4 separate regions of the Homo sapiens genome follow, and regions 1, 2 and 3 are each linked to region 4. Evidence: chromatin loops called from intact Hi-C (ENCODE). Cell type or tissue: heart left ventricle. All regions are shown on one strand. Links, peaks and the distances in the headings refer to the core of each region. The heading gives the core; the rest is flanking DNA. Region 1 overlaps POFUT2 (protein O-fucosyltransferase 2). Region 2 overlaps ADARB1 (adenosine deaminase RNA specific B1). Region 3 overlaps ADARB1 (adenosine deaminase RNA specific B1). Region 4 overlaps SLX9 (SLX9 ribosome biogenesis factor).

Region 1 (7,931 bases), core at 2,499-6,498, 330 kb after region 4:
AAATAAGGTCAATTAGAAACAAAACGGGAGATATTACAGTCGATACCATAGAAACACAAAATAATCATCCAAGGCTACTATGAACACTTTTATGCGCACAAACTGGAAAATCAAGAGGATAAATTCCTGGAAATACACAACCCTTCTAGATATAGACCAGGAAGAAATATAAACTCTGAACAGACCAATAACAAGTAGTGAGATTGAGACAGTAATTTAAAAATTGCCAACAAAAAAAGTCCAGGACCCAATGAATTCACAGCTGAAATCAGACACTGAAAGAAGAAGTGGTATCAATTCTACTGAAACTATTCCAAAAGACAGAGAAAGAGGGAATCCTCCATAAATCAACAGACCAATATCCCTGATGAACATAGATGCAAAAATCCTTAACAAAATACTAGCTAACCGAATCCAACAACATATCAAAAAGATAACACAACATGATCAAATGGGTATCATACCAGGGATGCAGGGATGGTTTAACATATCCAAGTCAACAAATGTGACACACCACCTAAACAGCACTAAAAACAAAAATCATATGATCATTTCAATAGATGCAGAAGAGGCATTTGACAAAATCCGGCATTGCTTTAAGATTAAAACCCTCAGCAAAGGTGGCATAGAAGGGACATACCTCAAGATAATAAAAGTCATCTATGACAAATCCAAAGCCAACATTATACTGACGGGGGAAAAGTTGAAAGCATTCACCCTGAGAACTGGAGCAAGACAAGGATGCCCACTCTCACCACTTCTATTCAACATAGTACTAGAAGTCCTAGTCAGGGCAATCAGACAAGAGAAAGAAATAAACGGCATCCAAATCAGTAAAGAGGAAGTCAAACTGTCACTGTTCACTGATGATATAATTGTATACCTAGGAAACCCTAAAGACTCATCCAAAAAGCTCCCAGATCTGATAAATGAATTCAGTAAAGTTTCAGGACACAAAATCAATGTACACAACTCAGTAGCACTGCTACACACCAACAACAACCAAGCTGAGAATCAAACCAAGAACTCAACTCCTTTTACAACAGCTGCAAACAAACAAACAAACAAAAACAACCAAAAAAACCCACAAAACTTGATCTCTACAAGGAAAATTACAAAACACTGCTGAAAGAATTCATAGACAACAAAAACTAATGGAAATACATCCCATGCTCATGGATGGGTAGAATCAATATTGTGAAAATGACCATACTACAAAAGCAATCTATCAGTGCAATTCCCATCAAAATGCCATCATCATTCTTCACAGAACTAGAAAAAACAAAAACCTAAAATTCATATGGAACCAAAACAGAGCCTACATAGCCAAAGCAAAACTACTAAGCAAAAAGTACAAATCTGGAAGTACACAATACTCAACTTCAAACTATCCTACAAGGCTATAGTTACCAAAACAGCATGGTACCGCTATAAAAATAGGTACCTAGACCAGTGGAGCAGAAGAGAACCCAGAAATAAAGCCAAATACTTACAGCCAACTGATCTTCGACAAAGCAAACAAAAACATAAAGTGGGGAAAGGACATTCTATTCAAAAATGGTGTGGGGATATTGGCAGCCCACATGTAGAAGAATGAAACTGGATCATCAACTCAAGGTGGATTAAAGACTTAAATCTAAGACCTGAAATCATAAAAATTCTAGACGATAACATCAGAAAAACTCTTCTAGACACTGGCTTAGGCAAAGAGTTCCTGACCAAGAACCCAAAGCAAATGCAACAAAAACAAACATTAATAGATAGGGCATAATTAAACTAAAAAGCTTCTGCACGGCAAAAGAAACAATCAGCGAACAGCTCCCAGAGTGGGAGGAAATACTTGCACACTTTGCATCCGACCAAGGACTAATATCCAGAATCTACAAGGAAATGAAACAGATCAGCATGAAAAAACAAATAATCCCATCAAAACATAGGCTAGGGACAGGAATAGACAATTCTCAAGATACACAAATGGCCAACAAACGTATGAAAAAATGCTTAACTTCACTAATGATCAGGGAAATGCAAATGAAAACCACAACAGGATACTACCTTACTCCTGCAAGAATGGCCATAATTTAAAAACCCAAAAATAATGGATGTCGGCACGGATGCAGTGAAAGGGATACTGCGACACTCCTGGTGGGAATGTCAACTAGTACAACCATTGTGGAAAACAGTGTGGAGATTCCTTAAAGAGCTAAAAGTAGAACTACCATTTGATCCAGCAATCCCACTGCTGGGTATCTACCCAGAGGAAAAGAAGCCACTATATGAAAAAGACACTTGCATATGCATGTTTATAGCAGCACAATCCACAGCTGCAAAAACATGGAACCGGCCTGAATGCCCATTGACCAATGAGTGGATAAAGAAAATGTGGTACATCAGCCATAACAAGGAACGAAATGAATGCATTTGCAGCAACCTGGATGGAGCTGGAGACCATTATTCTAAGTGAAGTAACTCAGGAATGGAAAACCAAATATTGTATGTTCTCACGGGAACTAAGCTATGAGGATGTAAAGGCATAAGAATGACACAATGGACTTTGGGGACTCGAGGGGAAGAGTGGAGGGGGTGAGGGATAAAAGACTACACATTGGGGACAGTGTACACTGCTCGGGTGATGGGTGTACCAAAATCTCAGAAACTACCACTTTATCCATGTAACCAAACACCACCTGCTCCCCAAAAATGATTAAGGCTAAAAAAAAAAAATGATAAAATAAGCCAGGCACAGTGGCTCACGCCTGTAATCCCAGCACTCTGGGAGGCCAAGGCGGGTGGATTACTTGAGGTCAGGAGTTTGAGACCAGCCTGGCCAACATGGGAAAATCCTGTCTGTACTCAAAATACAAAAATTAGCCGGGTGCGGTGGCACGCGCCTGTGATCCCAGCTACTCGGGAGGCTGAGGCAGGAGAATTGCTTGAACCCGGGAGGCAGAGGTTGCAGTGAGCTGAGATCGTGTCACTGCACTCCGGCCTGGGCGACAGAGTGAGACTCTGTCTCAAAACGAAAACAAAAACAAATTAATTAAATAAAATTAAAAATAAAATTAAAAAGAATAAAAAAAAAACACTGAAAAGAAACACAAGTGGGATAAAAATGAAAAAAAATCTTCTATATTTTTTCCCCAGTAAAAACTGTCCAAGTAACTTAATTATTGCTGGAACAATGAATGCTATTCCACTTGGAAATAGCTCAAATACCCCATAAAGAACAAGCGAGTAAAATGGCACTTCTATGAAAGTTTTGTTTAAAAAACGCTAAAAACAGACACTGAAAATGCTTAAAAACAATATCAAGTTGAAAAAGCAACACATTTGTTGAAATTACATCACAGAAAAACTCAAACTTTCAGAAAACACTTAAAAATATATACAAAGAATAAGAAAAGGATGATTCTAGACCAAAACAGCACTGATGGTGCTTTTGGGTGAGTCCAGGTGAACGCTGCTTTTTTCTCTTTATCAATCAAGTCAAGAGGGAAAAAGGCCGAACGTGCCTCTGACCACCTCGAGCTCCTGCTTCCGCGCTCCTGGCCTTGCCGCGCTCTGAGAACACCTTTGAGTCCGCTGGGCCTGCCATGACTGCCCGTGTTACTAAAGGTAAAGCCAGGCCGAGTGACTCCCTGAGTCTGCACATGACGAGGGCCCCAGGGTCCCGGCGCCTCCCGAGAGCAGGTCATTACTGTGACTCACATTCCAGAGAGGCGCCGAGGCATCCACGCCCACAGACACGCCAACCCTGCTGTGACTTTACATGGAAGGCCTGAGTGTGGGGCATCTCCAGAGAGACTTTACCTTTTCTCTAATTAACAAAAGGGAGGGGGGCTACCTTCATCTTCATCCAGTCCTCCTGGAAGGGGATCCTGTCTGCGTCGTCCGTGGAGTTGAGATGTCTGCTCCTGAACTCGTCTCCCACCTCCCGCAGGTGCCTGGCAAACACCATGCTGCGACGGGTCTGTGGAAACGGCGACGGCTCGGCTGAGAACACGCCCGCCCGCCACGCAGCCCTCCCGGAGCGGGTTCTCCTGTCGCTGCCACCACCCACCCCCGCAGCTGGAACAAGCCCCTCAGACACGTCATCCACGGTCGCCTGAGAAGCAGCGCCATCCACGGTGGAGGCTCTTGGAGGGTCTCCTGCATGAAGCCAACGCAGGGCAAGCCGCCCACCCCTGCCGGCTCTGCCAGCCCCTGCCGTGGGAAGCTGCGGCACACACTGGGCTCAGCTGGCCGTTGCCCCTGGCTGGCACAACTGTGTGCAGCTCCTTCCCCTCAGTCTCTCCCCAACTCGACTTCTAGCTTAGGCGGTTAGCACATCCTGCTTTGCCAAACGGGGTGGGACTGACCTGCACAAAGTCCCACGTGAGCAGGGACTGTGTCTCCTGCAGGCAGGTTCCGGCTTTACAAGCTGCTGCCCTGGTGAACACGTCAGCAGGCCTGCTGTGTCCACGGGAGGGGGCAGCCACTTCCCGCCCTCTGCTCCCACTCACTCACAGAACCAGGGGTGGCTATGGGAAGTCACCCCATCAATGCGGAAATCAACGCCAACGGAAAAGACCCGCTGCAGAGAATAGTCCCACCTTTCAAAGCTAAAGAGAGGAGAAAGGAGGGGTCTACGTTCCAGCCACTGACGGAGTCACTGACTCCGGGGCTGACTCCAGGGCGCTGCCACCGCATTCAGGGCCTGTGGCATCAGAGGGGAGAGCTGGGTGGCCCTGCGGGCTCCCGAGGACCTGGCTCTGCAGCCACGTGAGGCTTGGGGGTGGCACAGTCACCGCAGTTGCCCAAATCCATGGCTTAAAATGATGGTTTTAATCAGCAAGGTTCAAAAAGAGCTGTCGACTGTTTTAAATTTTCAAAAGCTAAATAATGGGCAACATACACTAACTGAGAAAAACGCTCCCGAGGAAACACTCACATCCCAGTATTCTTTCCCTCCATAGTGGTCGTGAAGTAGGTTCTCGGCTCTGTCTAACATCACGGACCTGTTTTTAAACAACAGAAGAATAAACAGTTATAAGAGTTAAGGATGATGACATTCACACTCTCAGAGCACAAACTGGGAGAACCCCGGGCCGAGGAAGCAGAGACCAAGTCTCCGAGGGACACTAACCAGGGCGCGTTGGGTGGTTATGGCTGAGACACAGGCAGGCTGCTGTCTGGCCTCCACACCACGGTTCTGAGAGGGCTTTAATGCCTACTGTCAACGAACAGAATGACATCAGAGAAAAGTATCTCCTAATTTGAGGAGTGTATTTGACAGTGGGCAAAAGGCTTGGAATCCAGGATCCACCGACGGCTATGGCAAGCTGCAGGCGTGCCTGAGGAGGGGAGGGTGGGGGAAGGTTTTCTTTGACAAAAAGGAGAGGTTCACATAAGCTGCCTGGAAACAAATTCACTGACTCGAGCTCAAAGCCGGAGCTGCATCTGTTCCGTGGTAGAGACGCCATTCCTGGGCAGGCATTCTTTCCACAGCGTCTCGTCCGAATTACTGCAACCCTTGTCCGGTGGCAAACCTAGTCCCAGGAACACGGGCACACGACTGAAGCAGCGGCTGTGAAAGGTGAGGTGCGTGAAGCACGTGAGGAACGTCCTGGGGTTATTTCAGAGAGCCCTCCAGCTGGCCTTTATCTCAGACTCGCAGGCAGGTGCCTCCTCCTCAGTGCCTTCCTTGCTCCAGTTTGGGTCTGACAAGTCATCCTGGTGCCTGTGACTGTCACGTTACCTAATTCCACGTGGGAAGTGCCTCTCCTATTCCAGCCATTGAGCCAACCGTCTCACCAAACTCCCCCCAGGGCTCTTGATGCAAAATAAAAACGAAACACACAAAATGGACCGTGAGCAAATAGACCTGAATATTGGGGTGGTAAAGGCTGGAATACAAAAACGCAGAAATTTTTAAGGAAAAATAAAAATTTTAATTTTGGCCAGGCGCAGTGGCTCACGCCTCTAATCCCAGCACTTTGGGAGGCCAAGGTGGGCGGATCACGAGGTCAGGAGATCGAGACCATCCTGGCTAAGACGGTGAAACCCCGTCTCTACTAAAAATACAAAAAAATTAGCCGGGCGCGGTGGTGCATGCCACAAGTAGCCCCAGCTACTTGGGAGGCTGAGACAGGAGAATCGCTTGAACCCAGGAGACTGAGGTTGCAGTGAGCCGAGATCGCGCCACTGCACTCCAGCCTGGGCAACAGAGCAAGACTCAGTCTCAAAAAAAATACAAAAAACAAACAAACAAAAAAATGTAATCTCTACAGAGAAAAAATGAGCAACATATCTAAGTTGGCATTTTATAGAATAACATTTCAAAAGGCTTTTAAAGTGTAGTTTTACTCTGAAATCAAAGAAACACACACGAACAGAGCAAGGATTCCACATTTTGCTACTGGATCCACACAGATGGAAGCTCTCGGCCCTCGTGGCTGCCTGGGAACCAGCCGTGCACGGCCACTGCGGGGACTCTGAGGACTGCACCAAGGGCACACCCAGCCATCCTCTTCTGGGTGGCATCCTACAGTTTTACGCCCTCATGGTTCACACAAAGACTCTTCTACAGAAACCTGGAAACAACCAAAAGCCACATTTTCTTCCATCTGTACACAGACAACTGCAAAAGAACGAGGTGATGTCCATGTGTCGTAATACCCAGGTGAATGGCTGGGTGGGAAGAAAGGGCAAACTGAAAACCGCATGGAGAGGGCACGTGTGGTGATTCCACGTGTGTTTCAAAAGATGGCTGCATGCACAGGCGGCCATGTGAGGCGATTTCTGGAGAGATGGGTGTAGCTGGATTCAGTGGGTGCCTCCGGCCCTGCTTCTAATGCCGTTTTAAGGGCTTTTTATGAAATGCAATACTGCACTTCAAGACGCACATTCCACACGGGCGCGGGTAGAGGACATTCCGCACGGGCACAGGTAGACAAACTGCTCCAAAATGAACACGGTGCAGCCCCCACCCGGGTGGAGGAACAAGGAGGAAGAAAGCGCTTCACACACTTGCTCTGCCCCGTCCTCAGGGGCCTCCCCGGCATCCTCCCATCTCTCCCTCCGATGCACGGGACTGTCTTTGACCTTCATGCACATGGAACATGACTACATTTATCTTTTTCTTTTTTTTTACTGGGCATTATATCTTGATTTCTCTTTGTTGAACACGGCAGCAGGTTGCCCATCTTCAGCTGTGGATCTACCACACTCTATCCAGTGCGTGGCTGAGGGGTGCACGTGTTTTCCTGGTCCGGGGAGGCTATGAACGTTCCTGGGCAGGGGTCTGCGGGTGCATGTCCCGCATTCAGGGTGCACTGGGTTCCCAGGGTTTTACCAGATTCTTGCTCCAGGAGCAGCCTTTGAGCCCCTGCAGGCCTGTCCTCCCGACAGCGGTTGGTTTCCCGAGCATGACAGCAATGGGGGCACCTGCTCGCATTAACAGCAGCTGTCCTTACTCCTGAATCGCATGGATCCTGTGTTGGACTCACCTCACCCCAGGCTGCCCGTCCCTCACTCGCTGAGTTTCGTCTCAATTGCACGGATCCCGTCTTGGACTCGCCTCACCCCAGGCTGCCTGTCCCTCACTCGCTGGGTTTCGTCTCAATTGCACGGATCCCGTCTTGGACTCGCCTCACCCCAGGCTGCCCGTCCCTCACTCGCTGAGTTTCGTCTCCTGTATCCCAGAGAGTCCTTAGTTTATCAAATGTGCTGCAGGACCTCCCTCTCTGAGGCCTGTCTCCATTTTTCTAATGGACAAAAGTTCTTGATTTTAAAGTAACTGGCTTTACCAATCTTTCTTTTTTGGTCCATGCTTTTCCCATCTTGTTGAAGAAAGCTTTCTGCCCCACGGTGGTGAGGCTCCTCTCCTGACGGCTTGATAGCTTCACCTTCCCATTAGGGCTTTAACCCCCGGAAGAGACTTTCCCTGGGTG
Region 2 (7,931 bases), core at 119-4,118, 180 kb after region 4:
AGTGTTTTATTTCAGCTTTGAAAGCAGAGTCTACTGGATTTAGGGCTAGAGATAGACGAAGAAGAAAGAGAAGGGGCTTCTTTGAGCGCACATTAGAAAATACACCATAAAAGAAAATACCGACAATCTTCCAAAGCCACAGTCAGCGTTTCCCTGCCAGCTCCTCCAGTCTTCCTTCCTTCCTGTCTGCTGGGTGGCGGCTCATCTGTCAAGTTTTCACAGTCATGTGCTTCTGGGCGCAAAGCCCTGGTGAGCCTGGCTCGTTTCCCTGGTGGAATCGGACAGTTGTCGAAGGGGTGTCAGCCTCTGTTCAGAAGCCTGAGCCCCTGATTCTGTTCCTTGAAGTGTCAGGAGTTAAGGTGCCTGTATTGAGCAGGGGCTGCCGTTGCTTCTGACTGAGGGTCCTCTTCAGGCCCACTGGCTCTTGGCAGAGCTCAGTTCCTTGTGACCATAGGCCTGTGGCGCTTGGCTCCTGGAGACTGCCCATAGCCCCTGCCCTGTGGCCCTCTTCCCAGCATGGCAGTTTGCCTCTCAAGGCGTATAGGCAGGGTCTCCCCTCTTCCTTTCCTCTCTGACTTCTCTCATCCTTCAGGGGTTTACCTGATCAGGCCAGGCCCACCCAGGAAAATCTCCCTTTTGATGAACTCAGTCAGCTGATGAGATGCCTTAATTGCATCTGTAAAATCCCTTCACCTTTGCCTTATGTAACACTATATCCCATCATGTTCACAGTTCCTCCCGCCTGCAAGGCAGGGGAGTGTACAAGGTGTGTACCCCAGGGGCAGGATGCTAACACTGCACTGACTGAGAAAAGAATTTGTCTTACCTGTACCTGACAGGTGTGTACCTGAAAGAGGTGTGTGCCCGACGGTGTGTGCGACCGATGGGTGTATGCTCGACAGTGGTGTGTGCGCCCACCGGGTGTGTGCCCGACGGTGTGTGCGCCCGATGGGTGTGTGTGCCCGACAGTGGTGTGTGCGCCCGATGGGTGTGTGTGCCCGACAGTGGTGTGTGCGCCCGCCGGGTGTGCGCCCGACGGGGGTGTGTGCCCGACAGTGGTGTGTGCGCCCGACGGGGGTGTGTGCCCGACAGTGGTGTGTGCGCCCGACGGGGGTGTGTGCCCGACAGTGGTGTGTGCGCCCGACGGGGGTGTGTGCCCGACTGGTGTGTGCGCCCGACGGGTGTGTGTGCCCGACAGTGGTGTGTGCGCCCGATGGGTGTGTGTGCCCGACAGTGGTGTGTGCGCCCGCCGGGTGTGTGCCCGACAGTGGTGTGTGCCCGACAGTGGTGTGTGCGCCCGACGGGGGTGTGTGCCCGACAGTGGTGTGTGCGCCCGCTGGGTGTGTGCCCAACAGTGGTGTGTGCGCCCGATGGGTGTGTGTGCCCGACAGTGGTGTGTGCGCCCGCCGGGTGTGTGCCCGACAGTGGTGTGTGCCCGACAGTGGTGTGTGCACCCGACGGGGGTGTGTGCCCGACAGTGGTGTGTGCGCCCGCCGGGTGTGTGCCCGACAGTGGTGTGTGCGCCCGACGGGGGTGTGTGCCCGACAGTGGTGTGTGCGCCCGATGGGTGTGTGTGCCCGACAGTGGTGTGTGCGCCCGACGGGTGTGTGCGCCTGACAGGAGTGTGTCTGACATGGGTGTGTGAGCGCCCGGCAGGGGTACGTACACTCGGGGTGTGTGTGCCTGACGTGTGTGTGTGTCTGACATGGGTGTGTGCACCTGGCAGAGGTGTGTGCGCCCAGCAGAGGCATATGCCTGACAGAGGCGTGGCTTAGTGTTCAGGGTCCATAGTACATGAAGAATCCTACAGATCCCTATGGACAAGGCAGTACAGTAGAATTTGGGGCAAAAGACTTGCACAGATTTTTTTTTTTTTTTTTTACACAAGATGAAATTGAAATGGCCAATGAGCACACCCTCATTCATCCAGCGAGCATTGAGGACCCCCTAGAGGCCAGGCCCATGAGTGATGAAGATCCCGAGGATGAAGACGCCTTGCCAGCCAGGTCAGTGGGTGATGGCATTTGTGGTCAGGGGCACCCAGCACCACACCCCTGGCTGCCGTTGACAGCTGGGTGAGTCCCCTGCTGCCTGGGCAGAGCCACCTCTGCAGATGCCCAGGTGGGTCTCCTGGGGCAGGGACTGGCAGGCTGTAGCCTGTGAGCAGATTCTGGGACCTGAAAGCTAAGGATGGTTTTTACATTTTTAAGGAGTTATAAAACAAACAGAAAAGGAAGAATCTGCAACAGAGACCATAAGTGGTCTGCAAAGCCAAAGGTTTATAGAAATGGGCAGACCTGCTCTAAGGGGCCTGCTTGCTGATGGGGCCTTGTCTGGATTGCCAGTTCTACTAATTCTGGAATTGGAAGTTCTCATGGAGGACTGTGTGCTGGGTAGGATTTCCAGATCCCAAGATGCTTTGGCTGCATTCAAACCCACAGGGCAGAGAGAGCCCTCCGCCCTGTTCCTTGGCAGAGGCCTCCACACTCCGTGTGCTGACCGGCCTGCCAGAATGACAACAACTGTCAGCTGTCTGCATCCTCCTGGCACCCCTTAGTGTGGCTGCATACTGAGGGGAGTTAAAACCATAAACAGGTGGAGAATATCTCCTTCCAGGGAATCTCAGAGGACTCAGTGATTTAAGAGGAAAAGACCAAACTGCTGCTTTCAGCAGGACCACTGTGTGCTGCCTGCCTGTCAGTGCATACAGATACGGGGTCCTGAGTTGGTGACCTCAAAACCGTGAGCGGTAGATAGACAGAGTAGCCCCTAATGAAGCAGAAAGACTAGAAGAGACAGGACCTAATTTAGGTCGAAAAGCAAAGTGAGGCCTCAGAAGATGAAGGCAGAGTGCGAGAAAGGCTTTCTGGAACTGACAAGTCTGCCATCCACATTTCGAAATGTATTAGAAAAATTGGAAAAAAAACATATGAAGTGTAGAATGTCAGCAGAAAGGTGTGGCCACAGTCAAGAGGGCCCTCTGTGGGTCCTGTGGTCCTGGACTGCAGGTGGGCCCAGTGGAGACTGTGCTGCCCCTCACCCTCCCCGGTGGGTCCTCTGTGATGGGGGTGGGTGAAGCTGAGTGCTGTCCTGAAAATCTGACCATGCACAGCCCCTTTCCAAAGACCCTTCTAATTTTAGAGGCCGCCAGCAGCCACGGGACTAGGCAGCATCAGAGCAGGGACACAATGTGAGTCATATGCGCCTGTGTTCATCCTGTGGTGTCCCTGGGCCCATGGGGGTGGGAGGGATCAGAGGGATCGGAGGGAGGGGAGTAAAACCAGGGGAAGGAGTGGAGGACCACGAACTCCCTCCCCTTCTTGGTGGCCAGCTGCTGTGAGGACTCGCTCTCTTAGGACAGGTCCACTGTCTCTGAGCTCTGGTTCTGGCCTCCTGTCAGGTGCCCTCGTGCGGGAATGAGTGAGGGACAGCAGGGCAGGCTTTCCAGGCTTCCAGCAAGCTCTACATGATGGGTGGGGAGACCCTGCTCTTAAAAACATGTGGACCCTTAGCATTCTTCTTCCTCAGACCTGGGGCCTCAGCCTAAGCTGAGATGACAGGGAAGAACTACAGATACACCAGATTTAGGGAAAATAACGTCAAGTGGTGCAGACAAGTGGAACTGCTGCTTGTGAAGTGGGCTGTGGAGTCGTGATGTTTGCTACGCCCGGCACCATGTTTCAGAACCTGTAGCAGCGCTCAAGAGAGAATCATTCCTTTAACAACAAACATGTACTGAGCCCCTGTGGGGAGGCACTGACCGAGGCCTGGGGACAAATGTGGGGACAGACCAGTCCTGTGGGGACAGCTGGCGGGGGTAGAAAACAGTAGAGCTGCCCCACCAGCCAGCGGCTGCTGGGAGAGCAGGGGTGTCCCCGCACCCAGAGGAGGCACCCTGCCGCTCTCCCCCAGGTTGCTTGGTGTGTGCGCTGCAGGGAGAATCCCGCCCCCAGCTGGTGTCCACAGGGGCCAGGGACACTGGTAGGTAGGTGTGGAACAAGGGAGTTTGTGACTTGGGATTGTTTTCTACTTAAAAAATAATCTGAGTAAAGCTTGGTTTAAACAGCATCAAGTTAAAAAAATTCCTAAGAAGTGGTTGGATTCCCAGTTTATATGTGGCTTTAAGGTTCTGAAGAAGTACACAATTAACCACAGAAGTATGACTTGAATAGATAAGAATTTAACAAAATACACACTGTTGGGTGTAAAATCATAAATATCTGAAGTTCTTAGAAATTGGTAATTTTCTTTTAGCTTTGCTGTGCTCTGAGCATGACTAAACTAAAAGTAATGAATCCAGACCTTGAAGACTGGTGTGTGTGTAAAAGGCAAGAAGTGAGAAGATTCACGTGTAGATCCAGGACAATCTGAATTTACTTCTGTTCAGTAGTTCCCAAAGGCTTTTTCTACATGGAGGGACTCGGAGTGACACAGCAGCTCCCTCTTGTGGGCAGATTCCCCTGTGTAAGGTGCTGGAGGCTGAGGTTCCAGCCTGCAGCCGCTTGTGATCCTGATATGTCGAGAGTTCTGGAAGACTGATGACTGCTGACCCCCTTCTTAACCTACGCCATCGCCATGCTGGTGGTGGGGATGGGGCTCTTGGCCATTCCTGCCCCTTGGCTGCCCTTCCTTGGTCTGAGGGTACGTGGGTGGCCCTTCGGGTGTGCCAGGAGCTTTGTGCTTTAGTGACCAACAGTCCCCTGATGTGTGAAGGCCCATCAATCCGATTTAAAATAAAACATTTGAAGTCTCTTCAGAGGACGGTGTGAGGATGTCTGCGTTCAGTGATGGAGCTTGGCCTCTGCCTTGCCCCTGATTGAGGCTCTGAGGGTTCAGATACAGTCTCTGCCCACTGCATGTGAACAGCCTGGTGGGTGTGGAGGGGAGGAAGCCTGTGATGATGGTGGCACTGTGAGGAAAGTGGGGATGGAAGGAGGTGTGCCCAGGAGGCAGGGCAGGAGAGTTCATGGATGTAGGGTTGCAGCAAGTCTGGAAAGCTGGGTTTGTTTTCCAGGGAGATGGCATGGGAGGTGGGCACCCCAGGCAGGAGGGGCTCTGGATATGACTCCAGAAGCCTGGTGGGCTGGAGGGGAGGGAGAGGCTGGGCCTGCTGGGGGCAGGAAAAGGGCAGACCTGTGCTTAATTTCAATTTCTATGGGAGTGATGCCCTCAAACTTAGAAGGGCTTTTGATGAGAAGCGATAGAGTATAGCTCTTGCCCTCCTCAGTGGCATCACTGATTTTTTAAAATGCATTTTAGATATTTGTATTTCTATATTAATTAGTATTAGGATTGGCTATAAGTGACAGAGATGCAACATAATAGGAGCTTAACCAAGAGAAAGGGCTGCATCCTGCACTTGCTATTGTTTGATTTATGAACTTTAGACATTAACTGTGCACTGTTAGTTCACATGGAGGAGGATTTAGCTCCGTGACGTTTCTCCAACCTTCTTTTCCTGTATCATTTAGGATTGATTCTGGGTGAAGGTCACAGCATGACTCACAGTATCTTACACACCTTGGATGTATATACGCACTTCTTATGTCGTAAGTAATCCAGAGGGAGGAGTTTGCTAGAGCTAGTCCAGAGTTCAGCCATCTTAGGGCTCTGGGTGAGTATCGCTGCAGTACAGCAGCAGCAGCTTTAGACACCACTTCTGTGTTTAAGGCAGGAACAACTGAGAAGGAGCAGGCCGTGGAGCTCTTGTCTATTCCTTTTGTCAGAGACATTGTGGAAGCCCTCAGCATATTTTCACCTGTCTTTCACCAGAACTGTGTCTTTCTCCTTGGCAAGAAGTGTGTTTTGTGGCCAGCTTTAGTCACAAAAGAGACAGAAAATGAGCCTTTCATTTTTGTGGCACCCTTGGTAGAGGGGTAGGGGAAAGGGCTTCAGGACGAGCACTGGATCAGCTTACCAAGCCTGAAACCACGCCCCCTGCTGGTCATCCTAGAGACTGAGTGGCCCATGTGCTCGTGGCCTGTGGGCCCTGGGCGGCCTCTCAGTTTCCTGCATGGAAGGCAGCAGAAGCACTTATCTGGCCCTCAGCTCCTCGGTGGTGTCAGTTTGTCTGACCTCTGTCAGTTTGTTGTCTTCTTTTTTTTTTTTTTTTAAGACAGAGTCTCGCTCTGTTGCCTAGGCTGGAGTGCAGTGGCACAATCTTGGCTCACTGCAAGCTCCGCCTCTCGGGTTCAAGCGATTCACCTGCCACAGCCTCCTGAGTAGCTGAGACTACAGGCGCATGCCACCATGCCTGGCTAATTTTTGTAGTTTTTGTAGAGACGGGGTTTTGCTGTGTTGCCCAGGCTGGTCTTGAACTCCTGGGCTCAGGTGATCCACCCATCTCAGCCTCCCACTGTGCTGGGATTACAGGCGTGAGTCACTGCTCCCAGCCTTGTTTGTCTTCTGTGTTACCAAAGTAGAAAACTTCTTCTGTTCTGTAACCTTGGTTCAATCAAAGTTCCAAATTCATAAATGGCACTTATATTATTATGACGATTGCTGAAAGTCATGCCACAGTTTAATTTGCTTTATACTTGGATTTGGTATACTTGATTTTTTGGTTCTGTTTTCTCTTTTTCCTGATTTCCTTGATTTTTTTGGTTCCGTTTTCTCTTTCTCCTGGTTTCCTTGATTTTTTGGCTCCGTTTTCTCTTTTTCCCATATTCTTGCCTGGCATGGAGTGGTAGAGCAGAGTGGGGAATGGAGTTGAGTTTGGATCCAGCGGTCGAGCAAGTGTCTCAACTCCCATGCTCAGCTTCCTCCTCTGTCACGTGGGGCAGGGAAGGTGCCTGTCGGGCGCAGCGAGCGTGGTGAGTGGTAGTGTGGGGCCGCGTGCGCCCGTGGGCCCTGAGCATCAGCACTTCTGCCTCTCCGTGTTCTCTTGTTGAGAGGGACCACTGCCTTTCTTATGCTATCGCCAGCCTTTTCCAGCTTATTCATTCTGTTTCTTGGAACCCATTTAATTCATTCTTCTTGAAATATGTGTATTTTCTATTTTATTTCAAATTGAGACTTACCTTTCTTATAGAATTTGTTTTCTTCTGGGATCTCTTGATTTTTTTAAAATTGGATTTACTGAGGTAAAATGTACAGACAATAAAACTCTTTTTTTTTTTTTTTTTTTTTTTTTTTGACACAGAGTTTCGCTCTTGTCACCCAGGCTGGAGTGCAATGGCATGATCTCTACTCACTGCAACCTCTGCCTTCCAGGCTCAAGCGATTCTCCTGCCTCAGCCTCCCTAGTAGCTGGGATTACAGGCGCCCGCCACCATGCCCGGCTAATTTTGTATTTTTAGTAGAGATGGGGTGTTGCCATGTTGGCCAGGCTAGTCTCAAACTCCTGACCTCGGGTGATCCACCCACCTCAACCCAGCCAAAAATCATTCTTCTAAAGTGTGCACTCTAATATATTCTGACAAATGTATGCCAGTGCCACACCACCAAGCAGCTGAGGTAGAGAATATTCTTACCCCAAAAAGTTTCCTCTTACCCCGTGCAGATGTCCTACCCATCAGGGCCCAGGGCGACCTTGTCTGATGTTGATGTCCCATCAGATGGTTTGTATTCAGCAGAGCACCTAGACCAGGCTGTGAGGTACAGGTCCGCCCCTGGCAGCCCATGCCTTGTAGCTTCTGGGTGGCTCCTGGCTTGGTTGCTGTGGTGTGGAGCGTTGAGTGACCTCTGCAGAACAGCAGATGGTGCTGTAGGGCCGCTTCTAAGACTCAGTGGAGGAGGCTCAGTGGCGTTCTGAGCGGTGGCCACCAGGACAAACCTCTTGTCTTTACACCATCTGTGTGTGTGTGCGTGAGTGTATGTGTGTGTGCATTCCAGTGTGCGTCCAGAAGCCAGTTTCCTTCAGAAAGCTTTCTGTTCCCTGGCTTCATTTTTACCATTTAGAGGACCTGTGAAGCAATGAGATGGAATACTTA
Region 3 (7,931 bases), core at 3,813-7,812, 180 kb after region 4:
TAGTTGTTTCATATGGTTGATCATACAGCAGCTACTTGGTCCCATTGTTATTGATAGTATTGTATAAAATCAGTTGTCATTGCTGGCATTTTTTTTTGTTCTGTTGCCTGATTATTTGTTTTCTAATACATTTTTATTGTGAGATACCTTTCTTGAACATGGACACATATATAAGAGAATAATTTTAATTGCATGTCCATGTAACTCTCACCCAGGTTAAATAGACACTGTGTACCTCACAGTTTCCTTCATGCTCCTCCCTGATGATAACTCCCCCTCATCCATATGACACATCTAATATATACTACGTGTGTGTGTGTGTGTGTGTATAATTAATTATAATTATTATTATTTTGAGACAATGTTTTGCTCTGTGGCCCAGGCCAGAATGCAGTGGTGTGATCACAGTTCTCTGCAGTCTCAACTTCCTAGGCATAGGTGATCCTCCCACTGCAGCTTCCAGAGCAGTTGGGATTACAGACATGAGCCACCACTCCTGGCTAATTTTGTTTACTTTTTATAGAGATGGTGTCTCCCTGTGTTGCCCAGGCTGTTCTTGAACTCTTGGGCTCAAGCGATCCTTCCGCCTCTGTCTCCCAAAGTGCTGGGCTTACAGGTGTGAGCCATCGTGCTGGCCTTTTTGTTTGTTTTTGAGACAGTGTCTCACTCTGTCACTCAGGCTGGAGTGCAGTGGCAGGATTATGGCTCACTGCAGCCTTGAACTCCCAGGTTCAAACAGTCCTCCCGCCTTAGCCTGCTGAGCAGCTGACACCACAGGTGCACACCAGCATGCCTCGCTGAGTTTTTAATTTTTTGTAGAGATGGGGTTTCCATGTGTTGCCTAGGCTGATCTTGAACTCCTGGCCTCACGTGATCCTCCTGCCTTGGTCTCCCAGAGTGCTGGGCTTATAAGTGTGAGCCACTGTGTTTGGTAATATCCTATATTTTGAAATAATACTGTCCTTTTCTTTTTAATTTTACCATGTAAGAATGCATCCCCAATCAATGTAGTTCAGTTTTGCCTGTGATGGAACTTTATCCAAGGGGAGTCATCAGTATATTCTTTTGTGTTTCTCTTGATTTATTAATGAAGTGGATTACATAAATCGATTTTCATACATTAAATCATGTTTGCATTCCCATCATAAATTCATCTTAATCATGTTTGATCGCTTTAAAAAATATTATTGGATTGAGTGTGATCACATTTTGTATACGATGTTTACACTGTATTTGTAAGATTGACTTACTGCTTCCTTTTCATCTTCACAGAAGTGTCTTGTTGAATGTTGGATTCACTTTCTAGAGAAGCCATCTAGTCATGGAGTGTTCTTTCCAGGATGATTTTTGTTTACTGACTATAATCCATCCCTCCCTCCCTGCATTCCTTCCTTCCTTCCCTTTTCTTCTCTTTTCTTTTTCTTGAGACAAGGTCTCACTCTGTCTCCCAGGCTCTAGAGTGTGATGGTGCAATTTCGGCTCACTGCAGCCTCTGCCTCCTGGGCTCAGACGATCCTCCTGCCTCAGCCTTCTGAGTAGCTGTGACTACAGGTGCACGCCACCACACCTGGCTAATTTTCTTTATTTTTTTTGTAGAGACAAGGTCTCACTATGTTGCCAGGACTGATCTTGAATTCCTGGGCTCAAGCAGTCTGCCTGCCTCGGCCTCCCAAAGTGCTGGGATTCCATGCATGAGCTACTGCATCTGGCTTCTAATTCTTTAATGTTTGTAGTTTTGTCAGATTTTCTGTTTCCTCCTGAGTTAGTGTTAATAAGTTGTATTTCTTTTCTTTTTAAATGGTGTGTGTGTGTGTGTGTGTATGTGTGTGTGTGTGTGTGTGTGTGTGTGTGACAGGGTCTCACTCTGGTTGCCTAGGCCGGAGTGCAGTGGTGCAATCTCAGCTCACTGCAGCCTCGACCATTCAGGCTCAGGTGATTTCTCACACCTCAGCCTCCGAAGTAGCTGGGATGACAGGCGTGTGTTACTACGCCTGGCTAATTTTTGTATTTTTAGTACAGATGGTTTTGCTATGTTGCTCAGGCTTGTCTTGAACTCCTGGGCTCAAGTGATCCACCTGCCTCAGCCTCCCAGAGTGCTGGGATGACAGACGTGAGCTACCGCACCCAGCCTAATAAGTTGTATTTCTCTTGGAGTTTCTTCATTTAACCTAAGCTTACAAGCTTTTTGGAATAAAGTTTATAAAGCCTCTTACTATATTTTTAGTGTTGTCAGAGTTTAAGTGATAATTCCATTTTGGTTTCTCTTGCCGCCTGATGACCCATTCCCAACTTAGTGACATAAACAACAATCACTTTATTAATGCTCAGCCAGGTAGCCTGAGTGTCTGGAGCTCTGCTTCTGGCTGTCAGCTGTGGCTTTCTTGGTTCTTCTCAGTGTCCTGTATGAGAAGGCTTCTTCAGTGAGGTGGCTGGCTCCCGCCTGGGGCTGACTAGACATCCTTCTCTGCATGTAGCCCCTGTGATCTCTTCAGAGCATCTGAGTTGGCTCCCCAGAGACAGTGTTCCCAGAAATAGGAGGTGGAATCTGGCTTCCTCTTCAGGTGCTGGTCTGGACCTGGCAGTACCACGCCTGCTGCGTTCAATGGGCCAGAGCAGTCACCCGCCTGCTGGGACTCATTGGGGGAAGTAAGATCTTCCCACACAAGGACAGGAGAGTCACATTGTGGCCATCAGGCCTTCCTGCCCTCCAATTCAATTCCAAGGCTGGTTAATTTGGGCTTTTTCTCTTGTGTTCCCTTTCTGTGTTTCCATGAGTCTTGCCAGAGATCACTGGTTCACTGCATTGTCTTTTCAAAGAACCAATGTTTATCTTTGTGTACCTGCCGTTATATGTAATTAATACAGGTTGAATTTCTTACTAGTTCCCTTTTTCTGTTTTCTTTGAGCTTACTTTGTTCTTCTCTCCCTGACTTGTTCAGGTAGGCACTCTTTAATTTTTTTACTCCTATTCTAGCTTGAGCACCGAGCTATAAAGGTCCCTCTGATGTACTGCTTTATCTGTGTGCCACACAATTCTGTACATAATCTTTTCTAGTTTTAAGTTCTAAGTGTTTTCTGTTTTCTCCTGTGATTATTTTCTTTTGTCTATGGATTATTTAGAAGTGTATTGCTGAACTCTCAGACATATGGGACTTTCTAGTTATACTTGGCTTGTTAATTTCTAGGCTCATGGTATTACGATCAGAGGATGAGCTCTGTCTGATTTCAGCCACCTGAAATATGTTGAGATTTTCTTTACGGCTGGGATATGGTCTATTTTTAGAAGTGGCTCATGTGTCCTTGAGGAGCTGATGTGTGATGCACTGTTAGGAGCAGCGTCTTGCATGTGACCACCATGCAGCTTGTTAATTGTGTTGTGCAGATCTTCCATCTCTCCACTGTTTTGTTTTTTCAGCCGCTGTCTGCTGTCTCTGTCACCTGCTCCTCTCCACTCCCTCCATGACAAAAAGACTCCGGTGTTTTTGACCATCTTTTATTGCGCCCCTACTGTGATCTTAGTCACGGGGCCAAGCACTCTACATCTGTTCCTCCATTTAATCCTCACGGCACCATCTGCGGCGGGTGTTCCTTGTGTCCTCGTCCTGTCCTCATAGGAGCAAGCCTGGAAGGGGCTGAGTCACTGTTCAAGTCACACGACTGCAAGGCTGAGGTCTAGGGTGGTGGCCTGGACCCCTCTTTCCTGGAAGCCATGCTTTTCCTGAAACCCCTTGCAATACTCCTGGCAAGTATGGCAGTTTTACCTCAGTTGGTATGAGTGTACTCAAATGGGAGGCAACCATTCTCACACTTGATGTTTAGACTTTGCAGCTTCCAAAACCCACTCTGCATATCACCTGCTCCCTCCTCAAAGTGGCTGGGCTTCCCATGCAGTTTCCCATCCTGCAGACGGCCCAGGGAGGTCAGATTTCTTGGCCAGGCTTGCAGAGTTGGTGGGACATGATGTGGGCACTAGAACCCAGTTCTGTAAATCTTGGTTTCATGTCCTTTCTGCTGTGTTTTTCTTTCTCTGTTTAGGCGGTGGACTTTTTGGTGTGTAAAGCTTCTAGAATGGATTTTACTTCTTTGTGGCTCTTTGGATTGAGGGAGGGGCTAGGTGCCATCTCCAGAGAAGCTTGTTCAGCTCATGCTCACTCGGGGCCCTTGCTCTCTGCCCACTGGGGAGGGGCTGTGGTGGAGCTGGATTCGGACTGAGTGGAGGCAACGCTGAAGGTCAGAGGCCAACGTCCTTGCACTTCTTGACACTCTCCACCCAGGCGTGGTGATTGGGACCGCTGGGGAGGGTGATTTGGGAGCTTGAATCTGGTGTGGGGATGATGGGGGTCATTGATAGTGGGGACAGTTCTGGACATGTGGCCCTCATTCTCTGTGCTGGACAAGATGACTCTGTGACCTGTAATTCCAGGCTGATAGAGCATTTTCAGTGACAGCCCATTTGACTTGATGGTGCTAGTGCAGGACACAGGTGAGCTTGTCTCTGTGTCTTAGGTCTGTCCCAGCAGACGAGCTGACGTGTGTTGTAGATGAATGTCAGCTGGTCACAGGTGGGAGGTTTGGAAGGTAGCCTCCAATCTCCTCTGAGGACTGCAGCAGCGACCGGGGCAGCAGGAACGCATTGTGATGGCCTGGCCAAGTCTGCATAGCGAGAGTCGAGCCACTTTCACGCGCACCTTATCCCACACTTCACCTCCTTCCTCCAGGTTCCCACTCAGAAACCCGCTCACCCCTGGACACACCTCCCAGAGACTTCTCTTTGGAACTCTGCAATGGAGAAACCCATTGCAGACTTCCCCTTCTTTTGGATATCAGTTTGCTTTTCAGGAAGAAAATTTTAATACTCCATATTGAGGTTTTATAATTATATTAGCATGTTGAAACATTTTCTCTAATGGCTTGCTGGTTGAAAACGCTTTCACACAGAGCAGAAACTAGATGGAGATACTGTTTCACAACCTCTGCTTCAGAAGCAGAGGTGGCCTGTAGCTTCCAAACCCGGGCAGAGCACGTGCAGGGATGGTGCGTCTCTGTATCTGGACTCACATTCACATGTGTGCATGTGTAGGGGTGTGTGCATATTGAATTGTAAAAAAGATGAGTACGTGTGAGATTCTGCCTGAGACTCCAGTCCTCAGTGTGTGGCCTGGTGCCGCTGATGCCGAGATGTTGGGCTGGCAGCGATCTGCCTCCGTCTGTCACAGGTGCCTCTACCTGCTGCAGGCAGACGGACGGAGACGTGATGGATTGCGCATATCCCCTTTACAGATTCGGAAGAGTACATTTAAAATAACTTAAATTTGTATTTAGAAGACTTTTCATGGAGAGTATTTATTGTTATAGAGTTCACTTCTGAAATGGTGACAAAGCTTTTGATACTGAATCAAACAAGTGTGAAGTTACCGAATCTCTCTGTTACACAGAGTGGAGCCTTTCAGGCTGGCATGGAGAGCTTAAGGGGCAACTGAAGGAGACACACTGGCCAAGCGCGGAGTTCTGCTTACTTCAGTCCTGCTGAGATACTCTCTCAGTCCGCTCGCACCGAAGGAAGCTGCCTTGGGATCAGAGCAGACATAAAGCTAGAAAAATTTCAAGGTGAGTAAAAACCTGTAAAGATCTGATCAAATCTGACTGGTAGAAATGCCTTTTTCTTGATATAAACCGCTTAATTAAGCCTTTTGGCTTGCCTTTGAAAGATGCTTTATTGAATACTTCCCGGCACAGATGATCTGTTACTGTTGGTTGATTTCTAATCTTACTGCAGCCTTAGCTCACCCATGAGTCCCTCCTGCTTGTTCTGGGGTGGTGCCTGCTGCCCTCCAGTGGCATGTGTGGCACCTGCTGCCCTCCAGTGGCATGTGTGGCACTTGCTGCCCTCTTTGGGGTCAGTTCACCATTTATTGAGTCAGTGCTTCATGCCGGGCACTAGACTTGGTGAAAGCCTTTTACCATCAATTATTATTTTCTTAGGAGTAATTAAAAGAAAATTTTCCTGTAATCCCAGCACATTGGGAGGCTGAGGCAGGCAGATTACTTGAGGCCAGGAGTTTGAGACCAGCCTGGCCAACGTGACGAAACCCCATCTCTACCAAAAATACAAAAATTAGCCAGGTGTGATGGTGCACGCTTGTAGTCCCAGCCTCGGGAGACTGAGGCAGGAGAATCGCTTGAACCCGGGAGGCAGAGGCTGCAGTGAGCTGAGATCATGCCGTTGCATTCCAGCCTGGGTGACAGAGCAAGACTCTTTCTCAAAAAAAAAAAGAAGAACATTTCTTTAGTACTTATTTTTGGCGACTATCTCATGATTCAGCGTCTGCTTTTGAGAGAAGTTGTGACAAATACTAAAATCCCAGTAAAATTAGTATGGTGTCAGATTAATTTACTTATGAGCAGCTGAGTGACTAACTCAGGAAGTCCAGTTGTACATTTCCAGGGAAGCTTTTTCATGGGTTCAGATGAGATGAGGGGAAAGAGAAGGTGTCAGAGGGCTGCTGCTGGCTGGAGGAACGCAGGTGTGCTCCTGTGTCCATTTGCTCTGTGGATACTGACGAGCGCCCACTGGGCCTCAGATGCCCTCTGGGCATGGCAGGGACCAGGCGCTCGCTTGGCAGCTCTCATGTGAGCCGCTCACTGGACACAGCCGTGCTCCCGCCTGGGAGTTCGGGATGGCATGCAGAGCTGTGGGGAGGGAGCGGTCACCAGGGCGTGAGTGTGGACAGATGGGAGTGGCTGGTGCAGAGCCATAGGTAGGGGGCGGTCACCAGGGCGTGAGCGTGGATGGATGAGAGTGGCTGGGAGCCTAGGGGGGACGCCGTCTTTGGGGAGTAGAGACACACCCATGTCTGACTACTGGGTTTTGAGTTTGTGCCAGCAAAGGTCCTGCTTGCCATTTCTGTCTGTAAATGTCAGGAATTTCAGGTAACTGGTTCCCTAGCGAGACCTTTAAAGGAGGCTTTATCTTCAACCGATGCTTTTTTTGGGGGGGTACACAGGCAGTCCAAGTATGGGAAGGTCAAAATCAGGTCACCTTTATCATGGCTTGTGCTGTGGGATGGGATTTTATTTTCAGCCACAGCGCTTCTTCTAGCTTAATTAGTGATAGGAAATCAGCTTCTCTGTAACCAGAGGTTATTGAAAGAATGAGGATCCCAGAGTTGGAATGAGTCTGAAAGAGACGTTGTGGTTTAATATTGCTAAGTTAAGTGTCGATTTGTGACTACCTATTTTTAACATGCCACAGAAGTAAAACATTGCATTAATTATGCCATATATGTGAAATAGCAAGTATTTTTATATAATATAACTGTGCATTGGAGAAATGAATTATTTATAATCCTTTGCACCAATAAATTGTTCTTAAAAGCATAGAAAAAATAATCAGGCCAGAAGGAGATATCTAAAGCATGTGCTGAGAAAGCAAAACTGAAGAGCTGGAAATTATAAAATATTACGACATGATGAGTCATATCTCCTCCTCCTGATTCTGTGTTACTAAATGCTAGCTGCGAATAGAAATCGTGTATTTCCTTTCTTTCATAAAATAAGAGCTAATTTCGGCAGCAAACAGTTTGGCGTGTTATTCTTTTCCCTTTTCAGGGTGGTTTAAATAAAAATAAATAAACATGAAAGATTTTGGCTGGAACATCTTTGGAAGCACGGCCGTCCTCAGCCTCACTGCACTGTCTGGTTTCCCTCTGAGCCTCCCTCCCGGGTCCTGCCTTAGTGCTGTCTGTGCCGTGTAGCCACAGGTCGCACTGCAGGGCTGTGGGGAGTTATTTTTAGTTTCAGGCAGACTCACTGTTTTTGCCTTTCTTTTTGCTTGAAAAGACTGAAGTTATTTCTTGTGTTTTTATACATGAGATTATCTTCTGAGGCTGGAACATCTTGGGGGGATACAATAGATAGAATTCCTATAGTAA
Region 4 (7,931 bases), core at 1,707-5,706:
CTGTGATTTCTGCCTTGGTGCCCCAGGGGGATTCAGGAGAAGGTGCTCCAAAATGGTGCCTTGGAGGTTGTCCCTGAGGTGTGTTCCAGGAGGCTGTCCTGTGGGAGGGGCGTTCTGAGCTCATCGCCGCGGGCCCCCATTACAGCCCTCCTGGAGCGAGGCCTCTGGCCAGCCGTCTCTGGCTGTGGCTCTCAGCCCAGGGTTCTGGTGCATATTCCTTCCACCGCCCTGCTGTGGGTTTTCTGCACTGAAGAGCCCCGGGCTGGATGAAGGGGACCATGGGACCTCACAGAGGGCTCAGACGGAGGGACAGGCCTCCACTTCCCCTGCCCTGGGATGTGAAGCACCAGCTTGGCAGGGTGGCAGGGCCCACAGACCCTCATGGGTGGGACCTGCAGACCCTTAGAGGAGTAGCCCCACAGGCGGAGGGGCTTGCCCTGGTCTGGGGGCCCCAGCCCCTTTTCTTCAGGCCTCCGAGGTATCCAGGCGCCTCAGTGGGGTCCTTTGCATCTTGGCTGCTCCTCACCATGTTCCTCCCTCTCTCCAGGAACAGTTCTGTTTTTTTGGTGTGGTCTCCTCAGCTCCTGATTGGCTGGTGCCCTGCGTCCCTACCCCCACCCCACCCCGGGTTTGTGCTGGGGCCTGAGTGCCCATGTCATGCAGATACTGCATCCTGTGACTTGGCCGCCACCCTTCAATGACCCGCCTGGCTATGGAGGTGAGGTGGCGGCCTGTGGGTGCCTGTCTGCCTGGCTTAGTGCAACACCGCCTTCCCAAGATGTGTCTCATCGTCCGTGCCCTGCCTGAGTCAGGAATAGCACTGCATGCTGCGTCTCTGGCCAAGGAGCTGGGTGGCCCAGGGGAGGGGTCTAGGCTGTGGCCCATCACCTGGTGGACACCCGTGTGCCCATCTGCACCCCTCCTCCCCCACTCTAGCCCTGGGAAGTGGTGGGGCTTGTTAGTCCCTGTGACTGACAAGTTCGTGGCATCGTTCCTATCCTGTGACTGACAAGTTCATGGCATCGTTCCTATCCTGTGACTGACAAGTTCATGGCATCGTTCCTATGTTTTTTTTCAAGCCCTTCGGATCCCAGCTCGCCAGGAAGCCACATCTGACCCCCTGTTCCCTTCCTGTGCCCTGGAGCCTGCCTTACCCTTACGGGCATCCTGGGAGGGACCCTCTGAGCTCTGCAGCCTCCTGCTACGGGAGGAGGAGGGCATGGGTGCAGGGCTGAGGCTGGCCTAGAGTCCCCTCCCCGCCCCAGCTCTCTAAGACCCCCTGCACCTCCCCAGCAGGACTCAGCTTTGCCTGTGGGCCGGGTTGTGCATGCAGGGGCTTTGCGGCAGCCTGTGGACCCCATGTCGGGGCTACAGCTCCTCCATGTCCGCTCTGGGGGTGGCGAGGGACCTGTGGCAGAGCCGGGGTGAGCACCCGTCTCCTGAGCCTCCCCCAACGCAGTGCCACCTGCTGTGCGTGCTGTGTGGCCAGCTCTAGCTGGCTTGTGCAATACCAGAGCCTGGCAGCCGGCCGGGTGTCCAGTGGTGGCTGATCCTCCAGCCTTGGGCACGGCTCCAATCCTTGGCATCGGACATCCGGGGAGCTGGTCATGCAGCATCGGGCGATCGGGCATCCGGGGAGGTGGTCGTGGAGCATCGGGCGGTCCGGGAATCTGGTCGTGGAGCATCGGGCGGTCCGGGGAGCTGGTCGTGAAGCATCGGGCGGTCCGGGGAGCTGGTCGTGGAGCATCGGGCGGTCCGGGGAGCTGGTCGTGGAGCATCGGGCGTCCGGGGAGCTGGTCGTGGAGCATCGGGCGTCCGGGGAGCTGGTCATGCAGCATCGGGCGGTCCGGGGAGCTGGTCGTGGAGCACCGGGCGTCTGGGGAGCTGGTCATGGAGCACGCTTAGAATTGGATTTCTAGTTCTGTGTTCCTTCATACCAGAAAACGAGCCCACCTGTTTTCAGACAGGCACTTGGGACTCAAGCTCAGAGACACAGGCAGGGTGGGGCAAGGCCTGGTATGGACTCAGAGCCGGGTGGGGCTGGGGGCCCCTGGAGCAGAGGATGTTGGGAGGCCTGTCACCATTGCTGGAGAGGGAGCTCACAGCATGGTGGACGGCTTGGGGGCGGTGGGGGCATGAGAGGCGCCGGTGGTGGTACAGGATTTTGGGGGTGTTGCTTTTCTGGCCAGATACCTGTGGCCGGTGGCACCTTTGCTTGAGTTTTGTCCAGGCCCACTGGGCTCATTTCACCTACTTGGCCTGGCAGGCTGAGCTCAGCTCATGCTACTGGCCTGGATCTCATGCCTCCAAGGGAGACTGGAGTCAGGCGTGGAGCGGTGAAGTGTGTGTGTGAGCAAGTGTGGGGTCCGGCCATTGCAGGCCAGCGCCAAGCCACCCTCAGCCCCCGCCTTGGCTTCCTCCCAGAGCTTGTTGATGCCCAAGGTCCAGAGGGGGCCAAGGTGGCAGGGCCTGAGTGTGTGCACACCCGGCCGGGCTCTGACAGCACCTGGGCTCAGCCCCAACCCCCCTTTGAGATTGGAGTGGGCGTTGGAAGCAGGGAGAGGCCAGGCAGCAGGAGCAGGCATCTCTGAGTCTGCAAGGGTAAGAGTGCAGAGAGGCCAGGGTCCCGAGCCCCGACTTGGCTGCTGCTTGCTCCCGCTCCTGCTGGCTCTGTGGAGCATGCAGCCCTGGCTCCCCCTCGCACGGTTTGTGGCCTTGCCCGGGGGCTGCTCCTGATCAGGGAGTGGATTGTGGGCCCTGGGCCCTGGGCCCGGCTGTCAGGAGTGTCGGGCCTGGCAGTCACACCGATGTGGGGTGGATCCTAGGGATGCAGCCCAGGCGGCCCTGCACCATAGCCTCCTCCAGAGGAACCCAGCACCCTCGGCCGGGTGGACACAGGGACCACACTGCTGTCCGGGTCCCCAAAGCGCGGCCCCAGCTCCGCCTACCCCCCAGAACCCTCTGTGCAGCAGCAGCAGGCCAGAGCGCACCATGGAGCCAGGCTCTGAAGCCACAGAGGCCTACTCTTAGACGCCGGGCACAGGGCACCCACCGCCGCCATTGCTGCTCCGGCAGCCACTCCTGCCGCTTCTGCCTGCGCCTTCCGGCTGTGTACGACCTGCTGCTGCTGTCAGTGGAACACGTCTGCGTCTGCAGGCGTGTTGGACTGGGTGACGAGGCCACCAGGCTGTGGTGCAAGGACATCCCAAGCTCCTGCACCCAGCCCTTGGGCAGGGCTGGCTCTCCCGGTCAGCACAGAGCGCTGCCCAGGTGATTGTACCTGCTTAGACCCCACTCCACCCCCAGGCACCTGCGGTGGAGGGACCTGCGGTGGAGGGCGCGACCTTGGCTTCCTGGCCGTCCCTCTGCCCTGGTGATCTGGCCAGCAGAGGGCAGCAGAGCTGTGTCCTTGTCAGGTCAGCCCAGGTGTGGGACAGTCCCGGGATAGAGACGCAGGCTCTCCCTCCTGCCTTGCACAGCGGAGACTTGGGAAGTCCCAGCTCCTCATCAGACAGTACAGACTCTGGGGTTACAGGGTTGTCTTCAGGGATTTTTTTTTTTTTTAAGATAACTGGAAAATGGCAGAAAATGAGCCTTGCCCCACCCTGCCTGTGTCTCTGGGCTTGAGTCCCAGGTGCCTGCCTGAAAACAGAATGAGCTCATTTTCTGCTATTTTCCAGTATCTCAAAAAAAAAAAATCCCTTTTTTAAGACCTTTTTTTACAGTTGTGAAGTCAAGGGTATGACAGGAAACCATGCAGAATGTACTTGTTGCTTATATCTACTCCCAAGTTAAAATAAGAACAAACTGACGGGGAGGTTACATGGAGATGGCTCTGTGGAAGCGAGGCTTGGGGTCAGATGGCCTCGGCTTGGCCGCAGCTCCCTGTGCGTCACCTGCCTTGGCTGCGTGGTGCGGCGGCTGGGAGTGGTGCGCCTTCTTACCTGCGCTCCTGCAGAGAGTGTGGCCGTGCCAGCCGGTATGTTGGGAGCCCAATGACTTGTTTCTTAAGCCAGGCATCCTTGTGAGCCACATGTTGTTGAGACGCTAGACCAGGGGTCGGAGGTGTGGCCTATGCCAGTCCGGCTGGGAGCGTGGCCCTGTTGGTGGCGCTTCTCAGGCCCATGGTCACGCAGTCACATGGTGCCATGCTGAGGCATTTGACTTGGACCAGACATAGTGCTGTTTCCTCCCATCTTAGTGGGAGTCAGGAGCCAGCCAGGGCCTCTGGGGTTCTAGCCTCCTGCACCTCCTTGCCGGCGTCCTCAGGGTTTCTGCGATCAGCTCCTTCATCTGCGAAAGGGGGGTGTCGGGGGGCTGCTGTAGAACTGCTGTGGGTTTATCCTCATAGAACTTTGAGCACAGAGACTGGCCCAGGCGGGTGTGGGCTGCACCTGTGCCTGAGGATCACGGTGACTCCACCTGGTCCCTGTCCTGGAGCACGTGGCGGCGACTGGGTACACGTGTCGTGGGCACAGTGCAGCAGGCTAAGCCTTCATCGGATTAAAGTCGCCGGTTTGATTTAAAGGCCTTAAAAATGGTTTAAACACACAGCAGCAGCAGAACACACAGGAGAAGATTCCTCTGGGCTTGGCCAGCCTCTTCTGTGCCTGTGTCTCATGGCCTGGCTCCTGTTCACTCAGGTTGAGATGAAACCGTGGCTGCTGCCATACTGGGCGCAGAGGAGGCTCCCATCTCCTGGTGGCGCTGAAGCCCACAGCCATCCAAGGGACCAACATCTTGCAGCATCGCGCAGGGAGGTAGGAGAGAGGCAGGGAAAGTGGGCATGGATGGCCCTGGCTTGCTGCACAGCCTGGGAGGAAGCAGGGGGACAGGCTGTGGATGTGGCCCTTGCCGGTCCTGTTCAAGTCCCAGCTCTACCATCTGGATCCAGGGGCTGAGTCCTCAGCGCACGGGGCGAACGGCCGCGTCTTTGCCCACCGTGCCTCACTCACTGTCATGCCTGTGGCTGAGACTTGAAGGTTAGGGATCAACTTTTACCTAAAATTACTTCTGTAGAAAATAACATTTCATGATTGAGAAAGCAGCGCGTATGCACACATTGCAGAATAGACAAATACGCAACATTGGGAGATAAAAGCCAGGCCCTGCCCCCGGAGCCGCCCGAGCGCGCTGTGTGGGCACCATCTCTCACTGCCCGAGGGCACTGTGTGGGCACCATCTCTCGCCTACAGGTGTTCTCGCCCAGGCCTGCTGCACGTGCCAATCACTAACCGGGGCGGGGCATCTCAGGAAAGGCCCTTAGCTAGCAGTGTCTTCAGGAGCCCTTGCTGCTCTTTGTCCGAGCAGGGTTCGCCCGTCGTGTGTGGGTTTATCCTCATAGAACTTTGAGCACAGAGACTGGCCCAGGCGGGTGTGGGCTGCACCTGTGCCTGAGGATCACGGTGACTCCACCTGGTCCCTGTCCTGGAGCACGTGGCGGCGACTGGGTACACGTGTCGTGGGCACAGTGCAGCAGGCTAAGCCTTCATCGGATTAAAGTCGCCGGTTTGATTTAAAGGCCTTAAAAATGGTTTAAACACACAGCAGCAGCAGAACACACAGGAGAAGATTCCTCTGGGCTTGGCCAGCCTCTTCTGTGCCTGTGTCTCATGGCCTGGCTCCTGTTCACTCAGGTTCACTCAGGCCTTTGTGGGCCGTGCAAGTCTGGATCTCACCGGCTTGCCGAGGTCCCTGGGCCGCTGTCTTGGGCTTGCGCTGCTCGCCCCCGGGAAGCTCAGCCACTGCCTTTTTCTATTTGCCAGACAGCAATCGGCAGCTTCCCTGGCCACTCAGGGAGTGACTCCTCCTCATCAGAGCTGTCTGCTGTCAGGGCTGATGTTTAAGTTGTTTCTGGAACTTTCACATCAGAGTGTGTGGCCTGATCACCTTGGGCCTGGCCTGGGGATTCCCGGGGCCGCCTTCCATCACCAGAAGGTTGGCCCCAGGGCCCTCCTTCTCCCCTGCAGGTCTGGCCCCAGCTGCTTCAGGACCGCCCTCCCATGGGGGATGCTGTGCCCAGCAGAGGTCTTTTGGCCGAGTGGACAGTTGGGGTTATGTGGCCCCACGCCCAGCAGAGGTCTTTTGGCTGGGTGGACAGTTGGGGTTGTGTGGCCCCACGGGACCCTCCCTCGTTTGGGGTGCTGCTATGTGGGTGTCCGTGTCATGTGCTCCGGGCGCCCCCCTGCCTAGGAGACGGCGGGGCAGTGTCTGAGCATGTGGGTTGCTATTTCTGAACCTGGCACTTGGAGCTCGGTGGCTGGAGCTATTTAAGGTTCTTGACATGTTCGGTTGGTGGGGCCTGGCTGGCAGCATCCTGCTGAGGCCATCTGCACGTCACTGTCCTCATCGACAGCTGGGGTGGGAGGGCAGCTGAGTGTTTTCAAATGGAAACTTAGGGGTGAGCAGGGAAGGGCTGGGGCCCCAGGTGCCACTGTATTCTGGGTGTGGCACTCATTCTGACTTGCAGGTGCCATCCTGAGACTAGGAGGTCCCCAGGGCCCTGCCTCTGGCAGCCTCCCCCTTGGCATCCCACCTGGTGTGTTTTCCAGACCCCGCCTGGCAAGGCCCAGGCCGAGCCTGTGCAGCAGGCTCTCCTCATTCACTCCTCAGACACTACTCCTCATGGGAGGTGGCAGCGAGTGCCCCCCGGCTACAGGGCTATCCCTTCCTCTGTGGGCGCGTGGCCGGCCTGTCATGTTCAGGGGCCCTGGGCACTGTGGTTTTCTGATGTGTGCTTGTCTGAGGTGTAGGCAGGTCGTGGAGGCTGTCTTGCGAGGTTCCCTAGGTGGGGCCCCCAGACTAGCTGAACCCACCAAGAGCTGCGAGTGGCTGTACCTCCCAGAGCAGGACGCCTCTAGGTGAGCAGCACAGCCACTCCCTCGGGCACCATCCCCGGCGGTGGGGCCCTGCGTCCGGGCCTCGGGAGCCTGTCCTGCACCATCCCCGGCGGTGGGGCCCTGCATCCGGGCCTCGGGAGCCTGTCCTGCACCATCCCCGGCGGTGGGGCCCTGCATCCGGGCCTCGGGAGCCTGTCCTGTGTTGACTTAGGACTGAAGCAGTTCTCTGGGGCTTCTTCCTTTCCAGGTGGGATGGGGTAGTTTGGGCAGATGCTGAGGACACAGGCCAGGTGTGGCTCAGGAGGCCAGGAGTGCCCTCTGGCCCCGCAGCCTGGGTTCCTCAGTGCAGTAGCGTGACCTTGGCGCTCTGCATTCAGCGTCCCTGGGTCGTGCCACCCCCCGGGGAGCTCTTGGCCATGACTGCTCTTCCCTGCGGTGCTGCTGGTACTTTCCTCGCTGCAAACCTCGGCCGCACCCCAAGGCCTTGCTGAAGCCCTCAGTCCCAGTAGCTGTTGATCCTTTGGCATTTTCTGCATCATGACCATGCCATGTATGGGGACGGCGGTGGTTCTGTCTCTTGCTTCTCCATTCTTAGGCCTTTGACGTGTTTCTCTTGCCTTGTTACCCTGGCTGGGAGCTCACAGGACAGCAAGAAGCCACGCTGCTCCCGGGGCACATGCTACATCCACCATTGGCTGCACTGCCCTTGGGGTTCTGGAGGGTCCTTGTGGGGTGAGCTAACACTGGGGGTGGGTGTGGAGTGTGCCAGGAGCCTGCTGCTGTGTCTGTGGAGAGAATCCTGTGGGGTTTGGAGTCCACGTTTCTTGTTTGTATCAGCTCCATGACACTTGCAAGGCCAGATCCCGTGGACTCTGCGTCTTCTGGCCGGTGGGTTGCTGAGGGGAGCAGAGGGGCCGAGCGTTGTGTGGGTGCCGTGCACAGGCTGTCTCCAGTGCTCCTGGGTACCCTTCTCTCAGGGGCCCCGTCTCCCAGGCCACCTTCTCTCGGGAGGAATGTCGAACCCCTGGCTGGGGTGGATGGTGTTGGCTGGAGGGTGGGGGCTGCCCGATGCAGCACTTTGGGAGCTCCGGC

The links. Hi-C counts contacts between places; a loop is a spot of excess contacts. Peaks named below come from ENCODE experiments on the same cell type or tissue, not always from the same donor. Only the 100,000 strongest peaks of a DNase experiment are listed, where the experiment ranks them.
Region 1: a loop joins it to region 4, with 5 times the contacts of the local background. A loop is called at or near these places in 18 of 110 quality-filtered maps.
Region 2: a loop joins it to region 4, with 9 times the contacts of the local background. A loop is called at or near these places in 109 of 110 quality-filtered maps.
Region 3: a loop joins it to region 4, with 7 times the contacts of the local background. A loop is called at or near these places in 109 of 110 quality-filtered maps.

Annotation. Positions count from the first base shown.
Region 1 is chr21:45,273,173-45,281,103 of GRCh38, forward strand. It overlaps POFUT2 (protein O-fucosyltransferase 2), which reads right to left. Exons shown (of 9, transcript NM_133635.6): 5 at 4,931-4,997; 6 at 3,845-3,970. Among named protein-coding and RNA genes, the nearest start is that of POFUT2, 11 kb to the right of the region's middle. RefSeq lists an enhancer at 6,389-7,588. In heart left ventricle, for the core only: no CTCF peak of the experiment used is centred there; a DNase peak (open chromatin) is centred at 4,057.
Region 2 is chr21:45,132,827-45,140,757 of GRCh38, forward strand. All of the region lies in intron 2 of ADARB1 (adenosine deaminase RNA specific B1), which reads left to right. Among named protein-coding and RNA genes, the nearest start is that of ADARB1, 62 kb to the left of the region's middle. RefSeq lists enhancers at 687-1,187, 1,188-1,688, 5,848-6,142. In heart left ventricle, for the core only: no CTCF peak of the experiment used is centred there; no DNase peak of the experiment used is centred there; H3K27ac peaks cover 394 bases.
Region 3 is chr21:45,122,967-45,130,897 of GRCh38, forward strand. It overlaps ADARB1 (adenosine deaminase RNA specific B1), which reads left to right. Exons shown (of 11, transcript NM_001112.4): 2 at 5,436-5,607. Among named protein-coding and RNA genes, the nearest start is that of ADARB1, 52 kb to the left of the region's middle. RefSeq lists an enhancer at 2,484-2,663. In heart left ventricle, for the core only: CTCF peaks have their summits at 5,856 (motif pointing left) and 6,766; DNase peaks (open chromatin) are centred at 5,845 and 6,661; H3K4me3 peaks cover 536 bases; H3K27ac peaks cover 1,817 bases.
Region 4 is chr21:44,946,551-44,954,481 of GRCh38, forward strand. The region is part of intron 2 of SLX9 (SLX9 ribosome biogenesis factor); the gene reads left to right. Among named protein-coding and RNA genes, the nearest start is that of SLX9, 10 kb to the left of the region's middle. RefSeq lists enhancers at 2,858-3,443, 2,984-3,133, 3,444-4,029, 5,521-6,471. In heart left ventricle, for the core only: a CTCF peak has its summit at 3,362 (motif pointing right); DNase peaks (open chromatin) are centred at 2,501, 3,401, 3,961, 4,821 and 1 weaker place; H3K27ac peaks cover 3,189 bases.